Regions from separate parts of the Homo sapiens genome. Here region 1 is linked to region 2. Evidence: read pairs that join two places in POLR2A ChIA-PET (ENCODE). Cell type or tissue: Panc1. All regions are shown on one strand. Links, peaks and the distances in the headings refer to the core of each region. The heading gives the core; the rest is flanking DNA.

Region 1 (12,513 bases), core at 2,334-10,333, 290 kb after region 2:
TGTGTAGCTGACATTAAGAAAAAAGAAATATCAAGACCTAATGACTGGGTCTTTGGGAAATGGAAGAAGTCAAAGATGACTCAAAAAAATGTCTCAGTTGTCCACAGAGAGGTGATGATTGAATCTACAGGAGTTAATTACATGCCTAAGTGAGAGAAAACAAGTGTAAAGAAGGGAAAGGAAGCAGAGAATAAACTTTTCGGGGGGAAGGGGTGTCAAGACATTTAGGAGTGGGAGGAAGAATGCTAGCTTCCTCTCTATTCCAGAGTTTACCGGAGCTCCCCATACTGTACTTATCTTCCAGGAGGCCCTGCCTGGCTTCTCCTCTCCTCTCCCTCCCTTCCCCAGCACCATTCATACAAAAAGCTCATTCTTTGCTAATGCAGTGGTGTACATGTTTTGTGTACGTATTTCAGGAGTTTCTGGAAATAATGGTTGATTCTTATAAGAGAAGTTGTGCTCCCTTGGCTTCTGACAGTCTCTTCTCAGGTTATGAAAGTGAGTTAACCCTAGGTAACTAGCCTGTTACCTTGTTCATGAAGTGTAAGTTCTCAAAGGCCTAGGTCGTGCTGTAAAAAGAACTAGGAATGGGTAAGAAGGCAGATAGGATCCCCTTATTCATCCAGAGATGTTGGTATTAAAGGGCCCTTAGGCCCAACTTTCACCTTGTTGCCCAGGCTGGTCTCAAACTCCTGGGCTCAAGCGATCTGCCCACCTCAGTCTCCCGAAGTGCTGGGATTACAGATGTGAGCCACCATGCCCAGCTTTCTTGCATTGTTAAGAGCAAGCAAGAGCTCTGAAGCCAGACTGCCTGGCCTTGAAAATCTCAGCTTGGTGTACAGTCTTGGGCAAAGTGACTTAACTTCTCTGTGCCTCAGTTGCTCCATCTGTAAAATGATAATATATTCATATATGTATGTTATATATTTTTGAAATAGAGTTTTGGGGATCAAATGTGCTTATCTGTGGAAAGCTGTTGGCAAAGGGCCTGACAATGTATGATGTATGAAGACATGCTAAGCATCATGCTTGCTATTGAAATGAAGTATAGAGGAGGAAAAAAGCATCATGCGCGGTATTTTTAAATACATTGTTTCATTTAATTCTTCTAACAAGCTTCATTGAGGAAGAAACAGAGTTACTTGTCATAGTCAATACAGCAAGTAAGTATAACAGGAGAGCCAGGATTTAAGCCAGGTCTGACTAACTCCACCATCCTGCTTCTGAATGAAGAGAGCTGGACTCCAGAGGCACTGTTTATGGGCATATGGGCCTTTTCTCACTGTTTGGGGCCAGAGAAGAAGCCCAGAGGGCAGTTTGTCCTGGAACATCTCAGCATTTTTTTGTTTTTGTTTTTGTTTTTGTTTTGAGACAAAGTCTCCAGTCCCCCAGGCTGGAGTGCAGTGGCGCAATCTCAGCTCACTGCAACCTCCACCTCCCAGGTTGAAGCGATTCTGCTGCCTCAGCCTCCTGAGTAGCTGGGATTACAGGCGCCTGCCACCACGCCCAGCTGATTTTTTGTATTTTTAGTAGAGACAGGGTTTCACCGTGTTGGCCAGGCTGGTCTCGAACTCCTGACCTCAGGTGATCCGCCCGTCTCGGCCCCCCAAAGTGCTGGGATTACAGGCGTGAGCCACCGTGCCCAGCCTTTCTCCAGGTGGGAGTGCAGTGGCATGATCTCAGCTCACTGAAGCCTCGACCTCCAGAACTCAAGTGATCCTCCCAAAGTAGCTGGGACTGCAGGTGCACACCACCACGCCCAGCTAATTTTTGGATTTTTTGTAGAAACGGTTTTGCCATGTTGCCCAGGCTGCTGATCTGGAACCTTTGGCTTTTGTTTTGTTTTGTTTTTGTTTTTTGAGACAGGGTCTCACTCTGTTGCCCAGGCTGGAGTGCAGTGGCACGATCTTGGCTCACTGCAACCTCTGCCTCCCGGGCTCAAGTGATTCTCCCGCCTCAGTCTCCCAAGTAGCTGGGGTTACAGGTGCACGCCACCACGCCTGGCTAATTTTTTTGTAATTTTTGTAGAGACGGGGTTTCACTGTGTTGCCCAGGCTGGTCTCGAGCTCCTGAGCTCAAGCGATCCACCCGCCCATGCCTCCCAGAGTGCTGGGATTACAGGCGTGAGCCACTGCACCCAGCCCTCTTAGCCATTTTGTTAACCTCATTTCCCACCTCTGGAGGTGGTAGGGGCTTCCCAAGAAGATCACTTGGACCTCTTCAAGTATGGTGGCAATATTGCTGGGCTGTTGGAGAGACTTCTGTTATAGAGGCTCCCCTCTTGTGTTTTTCCTCAAAGGCAAGGAGTCATTTTTGGTCACATGAGGACAAAGAGACCAGACCAGTAGTGCATTCTGTTTTGCATGGGAATTGTCAAGGCTCTTTCAGTTTTAACTGAAACCCAACTCAAACTGGCCTAAGTCAAAAACGAATTTATTCATCTATGTAACTGAAAAGAGTGGGCCACAAGGGGGAGGCTTCAGGCTAGCTGCATCTAGGTTTTAAATCATGTGAACAGATCTCCCTTTCCCCCTCCCCCATCTCTTGACTTTGCTGTCATCTGTTAGTTTCATTCTGAAGCAGGCTTCCACCGTGAAATAGAAGAGGTGGCAACTGGTGACATCATGAGACGATGTGTAATCTGAGCAACCCTAACCAAGAACTTATTTTCCTTAGTAGTTCCAGCAAAAATCCAGAGAGGACTATCCTTGGCCAGGCTTTACCCCATGTCCACTTCTGGAGCCAAGAAAGACAGTTCCTTCTCCAAGGGGAACCCAGGGTGTTGATACTAGAAGATGGAAATGGATACAGTAAGATGCTGCCACAGTGAGATGCCTCACCCAGGTCTCCCTCTGTCACTTCAGCCAAGCACATGGGATAGAAAGTAGCAGGCGGCCTCTGGCCCTTTAATGGAAGAGGGCCATCCAGTCCTCTCCAGTTAACATCTAGACCGAACACAAAGCATCCTTCTCTCATCCAGAAGACATAGGAACCCTACCTTCAGGGATGATTTTTTTTTAACAGTGAAATCTTAAAAGTAACTGTTTCACTAAAGCCTCCAGTATTTACTGAAGACTGTCAGAATCATCCTCCATCACTAGATCTTCTCCACCAGTCATGTTCCCTGAGCAGTGGGGTGGCTTGAAGGTATAAACCAGAGAGGCCCAAGGGAGGGATAGTTAGCAGACTTCTGGTCTTTTTCTAGTTTGTGCTCTTCTGTTCCAAGGACCACAGGTATGTCTTCTTCTGTGTAGTTGTTCACTATTGTTTCAATGTGATTCGTTTCCCACATTTGAAAATAGGGGGGGATTTTACTTTAAAATTCAGATATCTGGCTCCTCTTTAGGGGAAAAAAAAAAAAAAAAAAACCTAAGACGTAACAATACTGGACCCACATTCCTTCATGGTAGCAGTTGATAAGAGGTGGATAGTGACTTCTCCCTTTTGACCGGGTGTGGACTTTCCAACTCACCATAGTCCCAGTTGGCCTGCTTTGTTCAAAGCCTGGCCTTGTAAGCATCATGTTTGAGACCCTATTATGTCCGAAAGCTTTGCTTCTATCGTTTGGCCTGGGGGGAAAAGCTGGATTAATGTTTAGTCAGCAGCTTATTGGGTGGGTGGAGGGGGGGAACAGTGCTGTTGCTTAGGAAAAGTAACAACCCAGTAAAAGAATTTATGGGAAAGAGTGTGCACAACTTTGGTCTGTTTGTGGATTTGGTCGTTTTTTTGCTGTAAATGCTGTTGGTATATCAAACCTCCTGTCACAAATGTTCCCTCTGAAATAGTAACATGTCCTTCTATCTTATGAGTTGCCACCCAGTGAAGGAATCCCTCCCACTCCCGAGGGATGTTCATCCAGCCTCCGCTTGACCACTTCCAGCAGCCAGGGAGCTTATTACCTCCTCACATGGCAGCCAGTTCCATTCTTGGACAGATGCGTTATTTTAAAATTCTTCCTTATGTTGAAGCAGCTGCTGCCTCTTTGGGACTGAAAGCCACAAAATGCTGGAGCTGGGAAGGAAAACCGATTTTTTTAGGCGCGTGAGCTACCACTCATCCACCCTGCATCCAGGGCAAACATTGATAATTAATCACAGCACTCTTTCTCACTGAGTCAGGAAGTATGCTGCCTTAAAATTGTTTTTAATTAAATTCTTTTTTAAAAATTACAAAAGTAATATGTATTCACTTGCAACTAGTGAAGTAGTACAAAGTTATATAAAGATAGTGTTAATAATCCCCCTGTTTCTCCAAGATAGTGTTAGCAGCCGAGGGTGTATTCTTCTATACATTTATACACATATAGACATAAATATTCATATATAAGATATATAAGGGGTTTTGTATGTGGCTTTTTTTTAATTTAAAAAATGGCATTATATTGTACATATTACTGTGTAGCTTATGGACACCCCTCCAAGTAGTTACAGATCAAACATTGTATATAGCTTTGTTTTTTTGTTTTCTTGTTTTCTTTTTGAGATGGAATCCCGCTCTGTCACCCAGGCTGGAGTGCAGTGGCATAATCTCGGCTCACTGCAGCCTCCACCTCCCGGGTTCAAGCGTTTCTCCTGCCTCAGCTTCCCAAGTAGCTCGGACTACAGGCGCCCGCCACCACACCCGGCTAATTTTTATATTTTTAGTAGAGATGGAGTTTCGCCATGTTGGCCAGGCTGGTCTCAAACTCCTGACCTCAAGTGATCTGCCTGCCTCAGCCTCCCAAAGTGCTAGAATTATAGGAGTGAGCCACCACACCTGGCCAGATTAGGCATGTTTTTAATAGATACGTTATATCATACAATGTGGGATCTGCCCCAGTTTATTAATCATTCCCCATTAATGGATATTCCCATTCATTTCTTCAGGATTCTTCTCATCGCAGTGCTCCAGGCAGCCACTACCAATCGATTGGAGTTAGCCTGTGAGGTAAAACCTATTTGTCATGTCTCACCCAGTCCCGCTCCTTATCCTACATTCTAGAGAAGAGAACAGACTAGCTCCGTGATCAAAGTGAATCAGTGGCTTGGGCAGGACTAGAACTGAATTTTCTTGACTTTCAGCATTTCCTCTATCCCATGTTGTCACTCCCTTGGAGTCATCTACCCTGCTTTTCTCCTCTAGAGTAAAAGAACAAATATAATTTCTTTTCTGCGTGCTACCTCTTCAGATATTCAAAGTCAGTTATGCCATTCCCCTTGAGTCTTCTCTTCCCCAGAGGAAAATCTCAGTGCCTTCAATTTTTTTTTCTTAAAACAAGGTTTTCAAATCCCTTTACCATCCTATGAGCTGTTCCTTCTATCTTCTTCCCCCCTAGGGCTATAGAAATCCCAAGTGTGGCTTCCACATTCACCTTCTATAGCTATTTATTTATTCAATAAATATATATTGAGCACCTTCTACGTGCCAGGCACTGTTGTAGGCACTGGCTGACTGTATGGCTTGCGTTTTGGTCAGTAGAGAGAAACAAATAAGATGATACCTGAGAGTGCCAAATTATATAGGAATGAAATAGTGTTAATATAATTGGAGGAGTAACTCCTGAGATTGGATGGTCAGGGAAGCTCTCTCTGAAGAAATGACAATGAGCTGAGACCTGAATGACAGGAGCCAGCTTCTAGGGGAAGACAGTTCCACTGAATAAGAAATAATTTGGTACAAGATGAGGTTGGAGTGGCCACAGGAGTCCTATAGGGCTCGGTAGTTCAAGATAAGATGTTTGGAATTTGTTTAAAATTTTTTTTTCTTTTTTTCTGAGGCAGAGTTTCCCTGTCACCCAGGCTGGAGTGCAGTGGCATGATCTCAGCTCACTGCAACCTCCGCCTCCCAGCTTCAAGCGATTATCGTCCCTCAGCCCCCCAAGTCACTGGGATTACAGGCGTGCAGTAGCACGCCCGGCTAATTTTTGTATTTTTAGTAGAGACGGGATTTCGCCACTTTGGCCAGTCTGATCTTGAACTCCTGACCTCAAGTGATCCACCTGCCTTAGCCTCCCAAAGTGCTGGGATTACAGGTGAGAGCCACCATGCTTGACCTTATTTAGATTTTATTTAAGTGCAATGGGAAGTCATTGGAGAATTTTAGGCCAGGGAGGTGACATCTGATTTCCCCTTTAAAAAAAATTGCTGGACGCTTGTTTAACTTGGAGCAAGGTTTCATTTTCCCTCATACCTTTCCTGCTTCTTACATCCAAAGGGATTGGCAACCAGGCCAGTTCAGTCTGTTTAGGGGTCCCACAGGGGATCTGTGAGGCAAGTCACAGCTGTTGCCTAATGCACCCCACAGCCCTCCTCAGCAAGCGCACGGAAGTTCAGAGAGATGTGAGTAGCTCCCTTAGACCTGAGCCCAGTAGGTTCAATGGGTCTTTGTATGAAGTTCTCAGTCCGGGGAACCTTAGTCCTTTGGCAGCCAGAGGGGGATGGAGCTGAATGTGGTTTGAGGATAGAGCCAAGGGCACTGGTTGCAAGAGAGACAGATGGAAGAAATGTTGAGTGGAGATCTGGAGCTCGAGACACTTAGAAAAAGCCTTCGGAGTGGTGTCCAGAAACCAACCACCTGAAAAATAGGTCTGTTGTTTGCCCAGTTGAAATAACTTTTCTTTAGTTCCTGCCTAAGAGGGGAATTTGGACACTTTGTAGCTTGTGAGTTTTTGACTTTTGATCTGTCCCCTTCCCCTCAGGTTGGCATTTTCTTTGCTTCCAGGAGGAGCCTGAGACAAGCTGGCATCTCTGGAAGTCGGGGACTTCCCAACCAGAGAGTTTAGGTTTGGAGTCTTCAGGGGAATTAAGAGGGCAGGGAGCGATTCACCTCAGAATAGAGATGGGTAAAATCTGATAAATCAGAGTTGTGCCTTTTCCAGAGTCAGGGAAGCTGGGTTAGAGAGGGTGAGATTCCCTCAGCCTGTTGGTGATCTTTGAAAAGCCCTTTGTCCATGCCCACACCTGATAGATACCCAGCCAGTTACTAATCAGATGGCTGGCTGCATACCTGAGATCTCCACCAGGGTCACTACCCGACCATCCATCCTCTACCCAGCATTGTGGGTCTAGCTTGAAGTAATTTAAAGAGCCCTTGGAGTCCTATCAGTAGGTTAGGAGTCACACTGCCCAGCTCTCAGAGAAGGTGGCCAGAAACCAGCAAGGTCAGAGATGTGCTGTGCTTAGTCATGTCACCTTGGGCCAGATCGCCATCAATTCATATCTTTTCTCATAATTTGCAGCCTACTATTTCCCACTTCTGAAAAATTTTTCCAATATATTTTCTGTGTTAAATCCGCTTCCTTTGACACTATGACAGCCAGGTGTGAGGGCCAACATCTCCTTGGTCTCTGGGATAGGCATCTAAGTCCCAGTCACGCCTTTTCTCTGGATCTGAAGATTTGGGTGAAAGTAGCTTTAATATCTGGTGTTGGCTTCATGTTTCTTCCAGGAGCTCAGCAGAGCAAGTACCCTGAAAGAGAAAGGCATGAGGCCTTCATGCCCCCTCAACCCACACTCACCAGGCAAGTTTCAGCCCCTTCTTTCTGTTTGACCCCTTTGCTTCCTTTTTCAGGAAACTGGAGAGGCGTGGCTGGACCAAGACCTCCCCCCATGTGAGCAGGCTTCCTCCTCCCCCAACAACCGTTGCCACCACGCCCAGAAACGTCCTTAAGCCCTGGCCCTCAGGGGAAAGGTAACAGGAGGCCAGAGCCGGGACCATGTGACGGCGCTGGCCCTCGCCACCGCCGTCCCCCGACCCTGGCCCCAGGCCCGGCACCATGATGTTCCGAGACCAGGTGGGCATCCTCGCTGGCTGGTTCAAAGGCTGGAATGAGTGTGAGCAGACAGTGGCCCTCCTGTCACTTCTGAAACGGGTCACCCGTACCCAGGCCCGCTTCCTGCAGCTCTGCCTGGAGCACTCACTGGCGGACTGCAATGACATCCACCTGCTGGAGTCGGAGGCCAACAGTGCTGGTGAGTTTCCACCCTTAGAGATGGGAGCACAGCAGGAGGGAGACCTGGAACAGATGTCACATGGCTAAGAAGGTCAACCCAACAATGGGACTAAAAAACGTGGGTTCTAGGCTTGGTGGGTGGGGAGTTCCTTACCTTCTAAGTTGTCATCATGGGTCTTCTGGGACTGTGTTGCCATAAATCCTCAGGCATGGTATGGTGGACTTATGGGAGAAGGCAATGCAAACTGGAAACTCCCCATAACAGGAAGATCATGTAGAGTGGCTTATGTGGGCTGCTGAAAGGAACAGACTAAAGTCATTATGAAAGGCGTATAGAAGGTGAGCAGTAATTAATTTCTTAAGCTTCAGGATATCAGGGCTAGGAGGGAATTTGAGAACTCTTCCAAAATTCATGTCATCCTATACTATTCTTTACCCTCAAAGGTAGGTTGGACTTAAAGCATAAGCAGCTTCCAGAAAGTTTTGAATTTAGATACAGTTCATCCTGTCAGTTCCCTAAGTACTTATTAGGCACTCTGTGTCCTGTGAGATTGGCATTGGGATGGGTGAGCCAGGCTTCTCTTAAGACCTGTCCCTTAGGCCCCAGTTGTAGACAGGAGTCAGGCTAGAATCAGGGGCTACTGCTGAAGCTACTCTAGCTGTCTGGGCCTCCACAGGGCTGGATGGAGAGCTGTTGGCCCCAGTGACAGATGGGAGAGATGGAGGCCAAAGAAGAGGGAGGGTAGTGGATACCCGAAAGCTAGCTGGGAAGGGCATCAAGGGGCTCCATGCAGTTTGTCCAAATTAGTCACCCTAACTCTTTGCACCTTCTTCTTCAGAATAATAGTTCATATTGAGCCTTTACAGCAAGCCAAGTACTGTCTTTACTTGTATATTAACTTTAAAAGCAGTGTTCTTGGCCAGATGCAGTGGCTCACGCCTGTAATCCCAGCACTTTAGGAGGCTGAGGCAGGCAGATCACCTGAGGTCGGGAGTTCGAGACCAGCCTGGCTAACGTGGCAAAACCCCGTGTCTATTAAAAGTACAAAAATTAGCTGGGCATGGTGGCAGGTGCCTGTAATCCCAGCTACTCGGGAGGCTGAGGCAAGAGAATCGCTTGAACCCGGGAGGCGGAGGTTGCAGTGAGCCAAAATCGTGCCATTGCACTCCAGCCTGGGCTATGAGAGCGAAACTCTATCTCAAACAAACAAACAAAAAAAGCAGTGTTCTTACGTGGCTCTCAAGTCAGACTGTCTAAGTTTAAATCCCAGTTCTGTTACTTGCCATATAACCAAGTAACTTAACCTCTCTGTGCCTCACTTTCCTGCGCGCCACCACGCCTGGCTAATTTTTGTATGTTTAGTAGAGACGGGGCTTCACCATGTTGGTGAGTCTGGTCTCAAACTCCTGACCTCATGATCTGCCCACCTCAGCCTCCCAAAGTGCTGGGATTACAGGCATGAGCCACCGCACCCAGCCAGTTTCCTCATCTTAAATTCAACATGATATCCTGAGAAGTATGTAACCTCAGTAAAAAAAAAAAAAGAAAAGGAAAGAAAAAAGATGATAATTATATCTACCTTCTAGGGTAGTTGTGAGGATTCAGTGAATTAACACGTGTGGCTTCCTACATGCCTGACATGTAGTAAACAATAACTGTCAGTTGTTAATTGTCAATAACTCACTTAGTCCTCACAACAACCCCATGAGGTAGGTCCTGTCATTAGCCCCATTTTACAAGTCAGGAAACAAGCATGGACTGCTAGGATTGGGTTTTGGGGAGCCACACAGCTGCCTGGCCTCCCTCATCTCCCCAGGCCCACCTGCCTTAGCAACAGTCACCCTTATTTTACTGAGTTTTTGTGTGGAAGTCACAGAAGCAGCATGATTGTAGCGGGAGACGGTTACTCAGGCCAGGGGTCACATCAGCTTAGTTCCTAGTCTGGCAGTAAGTTCTTAGTCCTAGACAAAGAGCAATAAGAACCCAGCTCAGCTGCAGCAGGCTCGGAGCTCAGCCATTTCTCACCCCTGCCACACTCCCCACCACTCTAACACTAAAGGCAGGAGTTCTGTTTGTGATATGACTCTGCCTTTATAGTGGGGGCTCCTGTGGGGCAGGCCAGTGTCTTACACAGCTTCGTCACACATCCCCACTGTCCCATCCTGAGCAGGCAGTTGGATTACCTCTGGGTGCCACTCTTAGCTGTATATCAGAATCACCAGTAGTACTTAGTAATTTCAGTGCTTTTAGTTTTTGCTTTTGTTTTCAGAACTTGCAGTAAAATCAGATAGTACAAAAGGTGAAAGTGAGGTTTTTCTTCCAGACTTCACGTTCTCATTTCCTTATGTTTTATGAGATAAATTCCCTGCATATATGAATGCATATATATTTTCCTTCCAACTTTGTCATTGTTTTGTCTTAATACATATGGCCAAACATGCATATTAACCAGTTTGGTTTTTTCACTTACCAATATGATTTGAAGATCATTCCGTATTCAGCACATACGTCTGTTTCTCGTTAAGTATTTATTTACACCTCACAACAACTCTGTACTCCCCTGTTACTCCCCCATTTTACAGAGGAGACTGTAGGTCTGGAGATATTAAATGACTTGCTGTGGGTCACACAATTGATAAGAGGTAGAGTTCAAATTTGACTTCAGAGTTCTTTAGAGCTCTTGACCAATAGACTCTTCCACATGGTACATGTGGTCTTCATCTTACAAACAGTGATGTAATGAGTACCCTTTAAACATCTCTAGGATGAACTCCTCAGATTCTGCAGAACTGCTAGTTTAAAGGTGTATGCAATTAAAATATTTGTTCTCCAGGCCAGGCGCGGTGGCTCAAGCCTGTAATCCCAGCACTTTGGGAGGCCGAGGCAGGCGGATCACGAGGTCAGGAGATCGAGACCATCCTGGCTAACACGGTGAAACCCCGTCTCTACTAAAAATACAAAAAAATTAGCCGGGCGTCGTGGCGGGTGCCTGTAGTCCTAGCTACTCGGGAGGCTGAGGCAGGAGAATGGTGTCAACCCGGGAGGCGGAGCTTGCAGTGAGCCAAGATTGTACCACTGCACTCCAGCCTGGGCGACAGAGCAAGACTCCGTCTCAAAAAAAAAAAAATAAAAAAATAAAATAAAATATTTGTTCTCACCACATTGCCCTTGAAAGACATGCTGCATTTTATACAAATAACCTGAGGCCCGTTCCCAGATGGTTTGCAGTGGGATATTGGTGGTAATGCCTAGCCAGGGTTGAGAAGTGCTGTGAAATGAATTGAATGATGAATGAATATATGAATCAAGGTTTTTATCCATAGCCCCATATCAGATGGTGAGAATAACAAGCTGGTACTTAAATGGGTGGAGAGGAAAGGAAAACTTAGAATGAGGGAAGGCCATGGTGTGTTCCAGAGTCAGCAGGAAGCCTGCCAGGACTGGAGCAAAGCATGACTTGAAAGAGAAGTGATCACAGAGGTAAATTCTGGTAGAGTCTTGAATGCCTGTTTTCTAGTAGACCTGAGGGCTCTAAGACTAAGAAGCAGGTGCCTCCTGTTTCACTCCTACCCTCAAGTAGAACCCCACCTGCCTTATTTGTAAAGGAAGGTGCTACTTTCTGGGCCTGGAGACCTGCCTCAAAGAAGGAGCTGTTCATACTCTTGTTTCTCCTCTGGTTATTATGGCCTTCCCATTCCCTGGTGTTTCTCAAACTTGCATCATCATCAGAATCACTGGGGTTAGGTGACTGTTACAATCCAGATTTCTGCCCCCCATAGACCTACTAAATCAGAATCCTGAGGGTATGGGCCTGGGAACGAGTACCCAGGTTCTTCTGCTCACCAGGCAGTGTGAGAGGTGATGCCCTGCTGGATGATTCATTTGTTGTGAGACATGAGACACCCAAGAGTTGTAGATCCAGCTCTCCACTAACACCTCTTGTGACCTGGGTCAGTCCTGCCTGACCCTCTCGGGCCTCAGGATCCCCATTTGGACAGTGAGGGGGTTGTTCTGGTACTTTCCAGGTACTTCTTGGGCTCTGAAATAATGTGCCAAAGAAGACAGAGCCACAGCCAAGCATACTACTTTCTTTTGGGAGAGGCCCAGCACATTATTCTAGGGCAAGAGTTCTTAATATTTAGCGGGATGGACCAGTTAGAAAATCTTCCCCTCCTCCCCACCCTCCCCAAAAAGATGCACACCTACTCCACAAACCAACTCTTGAGTTCAGTTGGTTCACTAGTCCCCAGTTAAGAGTTCCCTGGCCGGGCGCCATGGCTCACACCTGTAATCCCAGCACTTTGGGAGGCCGAGGCAGGCGGATCATGAGGTCAGGAGATTGAGACCATCCTGGCTAAAATGGTGAAACCCCGTCTCTACTAAAAATACAAAAAATTAGCCAGACGTGGTAGTGGGTACCTGTAGTCCCAGCTACTTGGGAGGCTGAGGCAGGAGAATGGTGTGAACCCAGGAGGCGGAGTTTGCAGTGAGCCGAGATTGCGCCACTGTACTCCAGCCTGGGCAACAGAGTGAGACTCCATCTAAAAAAAAAAGAGTTGCCTGTCTTCCCGGCCGGGCGCGG
Region 2 (12,513 bases), core at 1,919-9,918:
GAAGAACAGCTGCAGTTTGTCTCTGTCCCTCATGCCTTCCCTGGGGGTGACGGTGGGGGAGGACCCATGGTTTAGTGGAACTTATTCTTGTGCCTATAAACCAGCTAGAGAGGAGCCGCCATTATTTATGTATTTATTTAGAGATGGAGTCTTGCTCTGTCACCCAGGCTGGAGTGCAGTGGCGAGATCTTGGCTCACTGCAACCTCTGCCTTCTGGGCTTAAGCGATTCTCCTTCTTCAGCCTCCCTCCCAAGTAGCTGGGATTACAGGCGTGCGCCAACATGACTTGCTAATTTTTTTTTTTTTTGTATTTTTATTTTTATTTTTTTTTGTTTTTTATTATTATTTTTTTTTAATTTATTTTTTTATTGATAATTCTTGGGTGTTTCTCACAGAGGGGGATTTGGCAGGGTCATGGGACAATAGTGGAGGGAAGGTCAGCAGATAAACAAGTGAACAAAGGTCTCTGGTTTTCCTAGGCAGAGGACCCTGCGGCCTTCCGCAGTGTTTGTGTCCCTGATTACTTGAGATTAGGGATTGGTGATGACTCTTAACGAGCATGCTGCCTTCAAGCATCTGTTTAACAAAGCACATCTTGCACCGCCCTTAATCCATTTAACCCTGAGTGGACACAGCACATGTTTTTGTATTTTTAGTAGAGACGTGGTTTCACCATGTTGGCCAGGCTGGTCTTGAACTCCTGGCCTCAGGTGATCGGCCCATCGTGGCCTCCCAAAGTGTTGGGATTACAGGCATGAGCCACTGCACCTGGCCAAGGAGCCTCCATTTTAGATGGTAAGTTCAATTTGGGGGTGTTGGGAAGCCCGCTGCGGCCACCCAGCTAAGCCTTTACCAACAGGCTGATATATATTTTTTTAATTTTTAATTTTTGTAGGTGTACTTATTTATGGGGTAAATGAAATGTTTTGATACAAGCATGGAATGTATAATAATCACATCCTGGAGAATGGGGCATCCATCCCCTCAAGCATTTATCCTTTGTGTTACAAACAATCCAATTATACTCTTTCAGTTATCTTTAAATAGGCGAGTTATTATTGACTATAGGCGCCCTGTTGTGTGATCAAATAGTAGGTCTTATTCATTATTTCTATTTTTTTATACCCACTAACCATCCTCTCCTCCCCCCAACCTCCACTATCCTTCCCAGCCTCTCTATGTCCATGAGTTCAATTGTTTTGATTTTTAACTCCCACAAATAAGTGAGAACATGTGATGTTTGTCTTTCTGAACCTGGTTTATTTCACTTAACATAATGGTCTCCAGTTCCATTCATGTTGTTACAAATGACTAGATCTCATTCTTTTTTATGGCTAAATAGTACTCCACTGTGCATATGTACATTTTCCTTATCCATTCATCTGCTGATGGACACTTAGGTTGCTTCCAAATTTTGGCTACTGTGAGCAGTGCTGCAATACACATGTCAGTGTAGATATTTCCTTAACAGATACACTGATTTCCATTCTATGGGGTATATACCCAGCAGTGGGATTGCTGGATCATATGGTAGCTCAAATTTTTAGGTGTTTTGTTTTTTTTTTTTTTTTTGAGACAGAGTCTAGCTCTGTCCCTCAGGCTCAAGTGCAGTGGTGTGATCTTGCTCACTGCAACCTCTGCCTCCCAGGTTCAACTGATTCTTCTGCCTCAGCCTCCTGAGTAGCTGGGATGACAGGCATGCACCATGACGCCTGGCTAATTTTTGTATTTTTAGTAGAGACGGGGTTTCACCACATTGGCCAGGCTGGTCTTGAACTCCTGACCTCAAGGGATCCACCTGCTTTGGCCTCCCAAAGTGTTGGGATTACAGGTGTGCGCCACTGCGCCCAGCCTCAATTTTTAGTTTTTTGAGGAACCTCCAAACTGTTCTCCACGGTGGTTGTACTAATTTACATTCCCACCAACAATGTACGAGGGTTCCCTTTTCTTCACATCATTGCCAGCATTTGTTATTGCCTGTCTTTTGGATATAAGGCACTTTAATTGGGGTGAGATGATATATCTCACTGTAGTTTTGATTTGCATCTCTCTAATGATCAGCGATGTTGAGCCCCTTTTCATATGCCAATAGGCGGATATTTCTAGCTGTCTGTGTGATTCCTGGGTCTACTTCTCCAAAATCAGACTGGAAGCAGAGAGGCAGTGTGGAGAGCAGATAAGAGTCAGGGCTCTGCTGCCAGACTGCCCGAGTTCAAATCCTGGCTCCACCTCTGGCTCACTGGGGGGACTTTGAGCATGCCACTCAGTCTTTCTGACCTCAGTTTCCCCCTGTATAAAATGGGGATGATAATGCTACCTATCTCATAGGGTTGTGGAGAGGACCAAATGAGCTAGTATGGGGTATTTCATGGATCCACGGAATTGGGATGGGTGTTAAAATAGATGATCTGTTGTGGTTTAATCAACAGTGGTCTTTTTTGCTTCCTTTTTTTTTTTTTTTTTTGAGATGGAGTCTCACTCTTGTTGCCCAGGCTGCAGTACAGTGGCGCAATCTTGGCTCACTGCAGCCTCTGCCTCCTGGGTTCAAGCAATTTTCCTGCCTCAGCCTCCTGAGTAGCTGGGATTACAGGCATGTGCCACCACGCCCGGCTAATTTTGTATTTTTAGTAAAGATGGGGTTTCTCCATGTTGGTCAGGCTGGTCTCGAACTCCTGACCTCAGGTGATCCACCTGCCTCCGCCTCTCAAAGTGTTGGGATTACAGGCGTGAGCCACTGCGCCTGGCCTTTTTTATTTTTATTTTTATTTTTTTTTTAGATAGAGTCTTCCTCTGTCGCCCAGGCTAGAGTGCAGTGGCACGATCTCGGCTCACTGCAACCTCCGCCTTCCGGGTTCAAGTAATCCTCCCGCCTCAGTCTCCTGAGTAGCTGAGATTACAGGTGTCTGCCACCATGCCCAGCTAATTTTTGTCTTTTTAGTAGAGACAGGGTTTCACCATGTTGGTCAGGGTGGTCTCAAACTCCTGGCCTCAGGTGATCCACCTGCCTCGGCCTCCCAAAGTGTTGGGATTGCAGGTGTGAGCCACTGCACCTGGCTGCTTTATTTTTTTCTTTCTAAGATGGCTCTTATGCACAGAGCACCTTAGAGTTGGTGTAATAGGGCACATGGGAAGGCTAAGAGCAGTGCTTGTAGCACAGAAAGTAGCATGTGACTGTTGATCAGTATCATTACTGTTAATTCCCCTCAAACACCCCACAGCTCCCTCCGCTCTCTTGAGGGAGTCCCGCAGAAAGACAGCTTCTCTCTCTCTCTCATTCTGTCTTTCTCTCTCCCTTGCCTCTGCTGAACTCAAACAAGAAAGCGTGTTGCAGTGGTGTTGGCAGCCTTTCACTTACAACCTTATCTTCAGGATGAAGATAAAACTAGATAGAGATTGCAGAGCAGAGAAACGGGAACCCAGGATGCCAATGACATCAGTGAGCATCTGGACAGACTACACATCTTCTGTGGGTTTCCTGTTACTTGCAGCCCAAAGCATTCATATGTGGAGTGTGTGTGTGTGTGTGTGTGTGTGTGTGTGTGTGTGTGTGTGAAATGTTCTCCTGAAAGCACTGGGGGGTTTCTGAGACTTCTGAACATGGGCTATCTTTACTAGTGTTTTTTCAGGCCTGTCTCCCACTCCTGAGCCCCCTAAGCCAGTATTCTCTCCAACAAGGCCTCTTTCCCTACCCCATGCTACAGATCTCTGGGAAGCTGAGCCCAGTGGTCTGATTGACAGGTGACTCCAAGATGTTGCTTGTTCAAAGATGCTGAGATCTCTCTGGAAATTGTCACTAATTTCCACTTAGGACAGCATTTCCCAAAGAGTGGAATATGCTAGTGAGATTTGACACATTTAGGTGGTACACAAAACATTTGTTATGTGAATAGCTCTGTGTTTTCTTTTTTTCTTTTTTAGAGATAGGGTCTCACACTGTCACCCAAGCTTGAGTGCAGTGGTGCAATCTTGGCTCACTGTAGCCTCGGCCTCCTGGGCTCAAGTGATCCTCCCACCTCAGCCTCCCAAGTAGCTTGGACTACAGGCACACGCCACAGTGCCCAGCTAATTAAAAAACATTTTTTTTTTTTGTAGTGATGGGGTCTTGCTATGTTACCCAGGCTGGTCTTGAACTCCTGGCTTCCATCAATCCTCCTGCCTTGGCCTTCCAACATGCTGGAATTACAGGCATGAGCCACTACACCCAGCCCAGCTCTGGGTGTACAGGCGCCTGGGTGTTTTTTTTTTTTTTTTTTTTTTTTGAGACAGAGTTTCACTCTTGTTGCCCAGGCTGGAGAGCAATAGCTCGATCTCAGCTCACTGCAACCTCTGCCTCTGGGTTCAAGAGATTCTCCTGCCTCAGCCTCCTGAATAGCTGGGATTACAGGCGCCCGCCACCATGCCGGCTAATTTTTTGTATTTTTAGTAGAGATGGGCTTTCACCATGTTGGCCAGGCTGGTCTCGAACTCCAGACCTCAGGTGATCCACTCGCCTCAACCTCCCAAAGTGCTGGGATTACAGTCGTGAGCCACCACGCCCAGCCCTGTATTTTCTTTGAAAAAGTATTAAATGATTTTGGTTTTCTCTTTATAGTAGTGATACAATGTTGCCTTCAAAATGAATTAAGCCTAAACATTATTTAAAGAAATTAAGTAAATAAGAGTTTAAGTAGTCCTTGAATAGGACAAAAAAATCTCAAGTGGTATGTGAGCCACTGAAGTTTGGGTAGCTTGGTTTTAGAGAAACCCTGCACTATTTTTTTTCCCCCTGGCGACGGTCCCCAGTTTGTCTGGCCTGGGGGTGAGACTCGCTCTTCTTTCTTGGGTTTGCTTTTCAAATGCACAGAGCAGGGCACTCAGCCGACAACATGAGGGCTGACGGTTGTCACCAAGCAGCGATGTCTCTCCACTGGGAGCCTTTAAAAAGGCTACACTTGGCCCGGCGTGGTGGCTCACGCCTGTAATCCCAGCACTTTGGGAGGCTGAAGGGGGCAGATCACCTGAGGTCAGGAGTTCGAGACCAGCCTGACCAACATGGAGAAACCCCGTCACTAAAAATACAAAATTAGCCGGGCATGGAGGCGCATGCCTGTAATCCCAGCTACTCGGGAGGCTGAGGCAGGAGAATCGCTTGAACCTGGGAGGCGGAGGTTGCAGTGAGCCCAGATCGCGCCATTGCACTCTAGCCTGGGAAGAGCAAAACTCCGTCTAAAAAAATTTTAAAAAGGCTACACTTGCAGTGATTTAAAATAAACTGAGGCTTTTAGGAAATCTCTGCTGAAGCGGCTCCTGCTTCAGCAGAAACACCTGTGTGTTTTAATGCTGAGGATGGGCGGAGTATGGAGCCTTGGGCAGAGTACGGAGCCTTCGGTGAAACTGCGGACTGGGAGAGACCTGGACCAGTTACAAGCTGTGTAATATCAGACAAGCTACCTGTATTTGTCTGTTCTCGTATTGCTATAAAGAAATACCTGAGAGGCCCAGCGTGGTGGCTCACGCTTGTAATCCCAGCACTTTTGAGGCCGAGGTGGGCAGATCATTTGAGGACATGAGTTTGAGACCAGCCTGACCAACATAGTGAAACCCCGTCTCTACTAAAAATACAAAAAAAAAAAAAAAAAAAATTAGCCAGGCATGGTAGCGGGCGCCTGCACTCCCAGCTACTTGGAAGGCTGAGGCAGGAGAATCACTTGAACCCAGGAGGTGGAGGTTGCAGTGAGCCGAGATCGCACCACTGCACTCCAGCCTGGGTGGCAGAGTGACTCTGTTTCAAAAAAAAAAAGGAAGAAATGTGCCCAGGCCAGGCGTGGTGGCTCACATGTGTAATCCCAGCATTTTGGGAGGCTGAGGCAGGAGAATCTCTTGATCCAGGGAGATTGAGGTTGCAGTGAGCTGAGATCGAGCCACTGTACTCCAGCCTGGGCAACAGAGTGAGACTCTGTCAAAAAAAAAGAAAAGAAAAGAAAGAAAGAATAAATAAATAAATAAATATGCCCTGGGGCGGACGCAGTGACTCATGACTGTAATCCCAGCACTTTGGGAGGCCACGGTGGGAGGATCACTTGAGCCCAGGAGTTTGAGATTACAGTGAGCCATGATCATGCCACTGCACTCCAGCCTGGGTGACAGGGCGAGACCCTGTCTCAAAACAAAAAAACAAAATTACCTAAGCCCAACATGGAACTCCATTATACTCATAACCAGGTTTGTTGTCGTCGTTGTTAGAGACAGGGTCTCGCTCCATCACCCAGGCTGGAGTGCAGTGGTGTGATCATGGCTCACTGTAATCTCAAACTCCTGGGCTCAAGCGATCCTCCCAACTCAGCCTCCCAAACTGTTGTGATTACAGGCATGAGCCACCGCACCGGGCCCGTAAACAGTTTTAAATTTTTCAGGAATGCAACTACTGGGTAGAACCAGGAATGTGTGTTCATTGTTCACCATTTGGTGCCAGAGTCACAAAGCTGTGTCTGTCTTTATTTGTGGCTCTCCAGCTGGCATTCACAAAGCTTCTGCCCCTGGCACACCCCTAACCCTTTATTATGTTTTATAGCTTAGTTAAGTCTGAGCTTTTTGAACATTTTACTATAAATTACTTTCCGCTTATTCTTTCTTCATTATAATAAGGACATTATCTTGATTAAAAATTTTATTTTGTATGTGGGTGGGTTATATTATCCATAAACTTTATTTCAGGGTGGTAAAGGGAGCATATAAAATATTTATTATAACACTAATCTATGCTAAAAATCAAAACAGCCGTTACCCCTGGGGGTGGGGGGCGGGCGGTAAGAGGATTGACTGCAAAAGGGCACAAAGGAATGTTCTGGAGAGAAATGTTCTCTGCCTTGATTGAGGTGGTGTACAATTGTCAAAACTCATCCAACTGCACACTTAAAGTGGGCGCGTTTTACCGTAATTATAATGTAAATTATACCTCACTCGAGTGGAATAAAACAAATTTTAAAATATCTGCATAGAAACTTTAAAAGTATAGATTTGGCCAAGCATGGTGGCTCAGGCCTGTAATCCCAGCACTTTGGGAGGGCAAGGTGGGTGGATCACCTGAGGTCAGGAGTTCAAGACCAGACCAGCCTGGCCAACATGGAGAAACCCCACCTGTACTAAAAATACAAAATTAGCCAGGCGTGGTGGCGGGTGCCTGTAATCCCAGCTGTCTGGGAAGCTAAGACACAAGAAGCGCTTGAACTCGGGAAGCAGAGGTTGCAGTGAGCCAAGATCTTGCCACTGCACTCCAGCCTGGGCAACAGAGCAAGACCCTGTCTCAAAATTAACAAAAAACATAGACTTGTTCTAGAAAGCAGATAGAGATCTGCTAAGGCCTTGAAATCAATTAAGTGGATTTAGACCAGCATTTAAAAACAAAAGCAAAAACAGAAGAGATTAGAGGCTGGCACTGCCCACATTGTGAGTCTTGCACAAGTTATATAAAACTTTTTTTTTTTTGAGACAGAGTCTCACTCTGTCACCCAGGCTGGAGTGCAGTGGCATGATCTCAGCTCACTGCAACCTCCGCCTCCTGGGTTCAAGCAATTCTCCCACCTCACCCTCCCGAGTAGCTGGGATTACAGATGCGTGCCACCATGCCCGGCTAAATTTTTTTGTACTTTTAGTAGAGACGGGGTTTCACCATGTTGGCCAGGCAGGTCTTGAACCCCTGACCTCAAGTGATCCACCTGCCTTGGCCTCCCAAAGTCCTGGGATTACAGGCGTGAGCCACCGCAACTGGCCAAGTTTTGTAAACTTTAATTATGTAATAGATATACATATATGCATGTGTGCTAGGTTGTGATATAAGTACATGTCTTATTTTGAACTGTAGTCAAAAACATTGAAAAAACTAAAATGGTACTTGCCAGACTTTCAAACATAGATCTCTTACCTCTTTTGCAGCAATGTCTGAGATATGATTAGATCATCATGATTTTATCCGAGAAGACTGACAGTCAGAAGCTTGTGTTTGAAAGAGGATTAAACGTGGTAGAGTGAGTTCTAATAACAGAAATCACAGGGATGGGGAATAAAAAGAGTGTTGGGGTGAGAGCTGAATGCTCATCGTTCATAATGATGTCTATATTTGATCAATCCAGAATTAACATGACAAACCTGGAAAAATACTTCCAAATTGCATCACATGCAAAGGGCTAATTTTAATAGATTTCCCACAAATGAATAAGAAAAGGAACAATCTCATCAGGGGAAAAAATACACAGAGAATGTGAACAAATAGTTCATAGAAAAGGAAATAAGAATGGCTCTTAAGTCCGGGCGCCGTGGCTCACGCCTGTAACTCCAGCACTTTGGGAGGCTGAGGTGAGTGGATCACTTGAGGTCAGGAGTTCGAGACCAGCCTGGCCAACATAATGAAACCCTGTCTCCACTAAAAATACAAAAATTAGTCGGGCGTGGTGGTGGGGGTCTGTAATCCCAGCTACTCGGGAGGCTGAGACAGGAGAATCGCTTGAACTCAGGAGGCAGAGGTTGCAGTGAGCCGAGATCGCACCACTGCATTCCAGCCTGGGCAACAGAGCGAGACCGTCTTTTTTTTTTTTTTTTTTTCTGAGACGGAGTCTCGCTCTGTCACCCAAGCTGGAGTGCAGTGGTGCGATCTCAGCTCACTGCAAGCTCCACCTCCCGGGTTCACGCCATTCTCCTGCCTCAGCCTCCCGAGTAGCTGGGACTACAGGCGCCTGCCACCGCGCCTGGCTAATTTTTTGTATTTTTAGTAGAGACGGGGTTTCACCATGTTAGCCAGGATGGTCTCGATCTCCTGACCTCGTGATTCACCCGCCTCGGCCTCCCAAAGTGCTGGGATTACAGGTGTGAGCCACCATGCCCGGCTGCCACACACTTTTAAATGACCAGATCTCTTGAGAACTCACTCACTACCAAGGGGATGGTGCTCACCCATTCATGAAGGATCCACCCCATGATCCAATCACCTCCCACCAGGCTCCACCTCCAATGTTGGAAATTGCAATTCAACATGAGATTGGTGGTGATAGCACCTAGACTATATCGGCCACGGTACCTAGAGCATAACGTGCAGTGATGAAAAACAAATCCAACAGCTTGTCAAGGTCATCAGTGACTTCCATGGTGCCAAATCCAAAGTTCAATTCTTTTTTTTTTTTTTTTTTGAGATGAAGTCCCTCTCTGTCACCCTCTCTGTCCAGGCTGGAGTGCAGTGGTACAATCTCAGCTCACTGCAACCTTGGCCTCCTGGGTTCAAGCGATTCTGCTGCCTCAGTCTCCTCTGTAGCTGGGACTACAGGCATGTGCCACCACACCTGGCTAATTTTTGTATTTTTAGTAGAGATGGGGTTTCACCGTGTTGGCCAGGCTGGTCTCAAACTCCTGACCTCAAGTGATCCGCCCACCTCAGCCTCTCAAACTGCTGGGATTACAGGCATGAGCCACCGCACCCAGCCTCAATTCTTATTTTCTTTTCTTTCTTTTTTTTTTTTTGAGACAGTCTTACTCTTGTCACCCAGGCTGGAGTGCAGTGGCCAATCTCGGCTCACTGCAACTTCCACCTCCTGGGTTAAAAAGATTCTCCTGCCTCAGCCTCCCAGGTAGCTGGGATTACAGGCACCCGCCACCACTCCCGGCTGAGGGCCTCGTATTATAAGAATATTTGTGATTGCATTTGGAGCCTACATGGATTATCCAGGATCATCTTCCCATTTTAATATTCTTTTTTTTTTGAGATGGAGTTTCGCTCTTGTTGCCCAGGCTAGAGTGCAATGACACGATCTCAGCTCACTGCAACCTCTGCCTCCAGGGTTCAAGTGATTCTCCTGCCTCAGCCTCCTGAGTAGCTGGCATGTCCGCAATTTATTCCTTCTGATGGGTTCTTGGTCTTGCTGACTTCAAGAATGAAGCCATGGACCTTCCTTCGGGGTGAGTGTTACAGCTCTTTAAGACGGTGTGTCTGAAGTTTGTTCCTTCAGATGTTCACATGTGTCTGGAGTTCCTTCCGGTGGGCTCATGGTCTCACTGACTTCAGGAGTAAAACCGCAGGCCTTCACAGTGAGTGTTACAGCTCTTAAAGGTAGTGTGGACCCAAAGAATGAGCAGCAGCAAGATTTATTGTGAAGAGCCAGAGAACAAAGCCTCCACTGTGTGGAAAAGGACCAGAGCAGGTTGCCACTGCTGGCTCCAGTGGCCAGCTTTTATTCCCTTATTTGGCCCCGCCCACATCCTGCTGATTTGTCCATTTTACAGAGTGCTGATTGGTCCATTTTGCAGAGTGCTGATTGGTCCATTTTATAGAGTGCTGATTGGTGCGTTTACAATCCTTTAGCTAGACACAGAGTGCTGATTGGTGTGTTTTTACAGAGTGCTGATTGGTGCATTTACAATCCTTTAACTAGACACAGAGCGCTGATTGGTGCGTTTACAATCGTTTAGCTAGACAGAAAAGTACTCCAAGTCCCCACTCGACCCAGGAAGTCCAGCTGGCTTCACCTCTCACTGGGATTACAGGCATGTGCCACCACACCCAGCTAATTTTGTATTTTTAGTAGAGATGGAGTTTCTCCATGTTGGTCAGGCTGGTCTCAAACTCCCGACCTCAGGTGATCCACCCACCTCAGCCTCCCAAAGTACTGGGATTACAGACATGAGCCACCACCCCCAGCCTCTGTTTCTTTTTTTTGGGCACCAGTAATCCCAGCTACTTGGGAGGCTGAGGCAGGAGAATCACTTGAACCCAGGAGGCAGAGGTTACAGTGAGCCAAGATGGCACCACTGCACTCCAGCCTGGGCAACAGAGCGAGACTCTGTCTCAAAAAAAAAAAAAAAAAAAAAGAGAGAAAAAAACCTGAGGGTGCTGTTATAGAAGGTGCAAATGTGCAAATGGCCACTGTGAACAGCCAGTGGACCCTGCTGCACCTTTCCTCCCCTCCCATCAACCTCTTTTGTGCCTCCCCCTCCGTGTACCACCTTCTCTGTCACCAACCCTGGCCTCACAACTCTCTCCTTTGCCACTATCATCAACAAACAAACAAACAACAACAACAAAAACCTCAGACTTCTCAAGAACAATACTGCAAACAAGATGAGAGAAAAATGCCTTTAAAATTCTGAAACAAATGGAGTTTGGTCCCTGAATTCTGTGGCCAGTCAACTATCAATCAAGTCAGAGGAGAGTTTGAAGACATTTTCAGACGTGTAAAGTCTGAAACGTTTACCTCCCATGACCTTGCTCAAGAAGCTCCAGGATGGCCAGGCACGGTGGCTCACGCCTGTAATCCCAGCACTTTGGGAGGCTGAGGCGCGTGGATCACGAGGTCAGAAGTTCGAGACCAGCCTGACCGACATGGTGAAACCCCATCTCTCCTAAAAATACAAAAATTATTTGGGCATGGTGGTGTGTGCCTGTGATACCAGCTACTCGGGAGGCTGAGGCAGGAGAATCGCTTAAACCTGGGAGGCGGAGGTTGCAGTGAGCCGAGATCGCGCCACTGCACTCCAGCCTGGGCGACAGAGCAAGACTCCATCTCACAAAAAAAAAAAGAAGAAAAGCTTCAGGATGCACTCAACTGAAATGAGAGCACCACCAAGAAAAAGGGGAGCACTGAGATCCAGGACACAGGGGACCTGACATAGGAGAGAAGTGAAGAGGCACCTCAGGATGGCAGTAAAGGAGGTCCCAGCATGGCAGCAGGGCACCACAGTCTGAGGGCAGGCCGGGTATGGTGTTGTGTGCCTGTGATCCCAGCTACTGGGGAGGCCGTGGCAAGAGGATCACTTCAACCCAGGAGCTCGAGGCTGCAGTGAGCCATGATCATGCCACTGCACTCTAGCCTGGGTGACAGACAGAGACCCTTTCTCTAATATAGACATAAAAATATTATATAAAAATAAATATATAATATTTCTATTATATAAAAATTATTTCTACATATTTCTATAATTATATAATATACAAATTATTTATTTATTTATATTATATAAAAATAAAATAGAAAAGGTTAGAGGGCAACAAGTCCAGATAGGACCGTGTGACTCATGAGGCCAATGTGGGGGCAATCATCGCCAGCATGCCAACTGCCATTGTACTGTTTTTTTTGTTTTTTGGTTTTTTTTGAGACAGTGTCTCACTCTGTTGCCCACGCTGGAGTGCAGTGGTATAATGATCTCAGCTCACTGCAGCCTTGACCTCCTGGGCTCAAATGATCGTCCCACCTCAGCCTCCCAAGTAGCTGGGATGACAGGTGCACACCACCACACCTGGCTAGTTTTTGTATTTTTTTGTAGAGACGGGGTTTCACCGTGTCACCCAGGCTGATCTCGAACTCCTGAGCTCAAGCAATCTGCCCACCTTGCACTGTGGCCTCCCAAAGTGCTGAGATTGCAGCTTGAGCCACTGCACCCGGCCTTTGTTTTGTTTTTTAAGTTGAGGAGAGTATGGCTGGGTGAACATGAACCACATTCTTCCTTTCTTTTTAACCAGAGACAGGGTCTCACTACATCACCCAAGCTGCTCTT

The links. Peaks named below come from ENCODE experiments on the same cell type or tissue, not always from the same donor. Only the 100,000 strongest peaks of a DNase experiment are listed, where the experiment ranks them.
Region 1: POLR2A ChIA-PET joins it to region 2 with 6 read pairs; 2 of 35 experiments call an interaction of 5 or more read pairs at or near these places.

Annotation. Positions count from the first base shown.
Region 1 is chr19:39,349,141-39,361,653 of GRCh38, forward strand. SAMD4B (sterile alpha motif domain containing 4B) reads left to right here. Exons shown (of 14, transcript NM_001384574.2): 2 at 4,866-4,926; 3 at 7,549-7,949. The coding sequence starts at 7,754. Among named protein-coding and RNA genes, the nearest start is that of SAMD4B, 13 kb to the left of the region's middle. In Panc1, for the core only: no CTCF peak of the experiment used is centred there; no DNase peak of the experiment used is centred there.
Region 2 is chr19:39,058,188-39,070,700 of GRCh38, forward strand. No RefSeq gene overlaps it. Among named protein-coding and RNA genes, the nearest start is that of ACP7, 20 kb to the right of the region's middle. RefSeq lists an enhancer at 318-819. In Panc1, for the core only: no CTCF peak of the experiment used is centred there; no DNase peak of the experiment used is centred there; H3K27ac peaks cover 1,732 bases.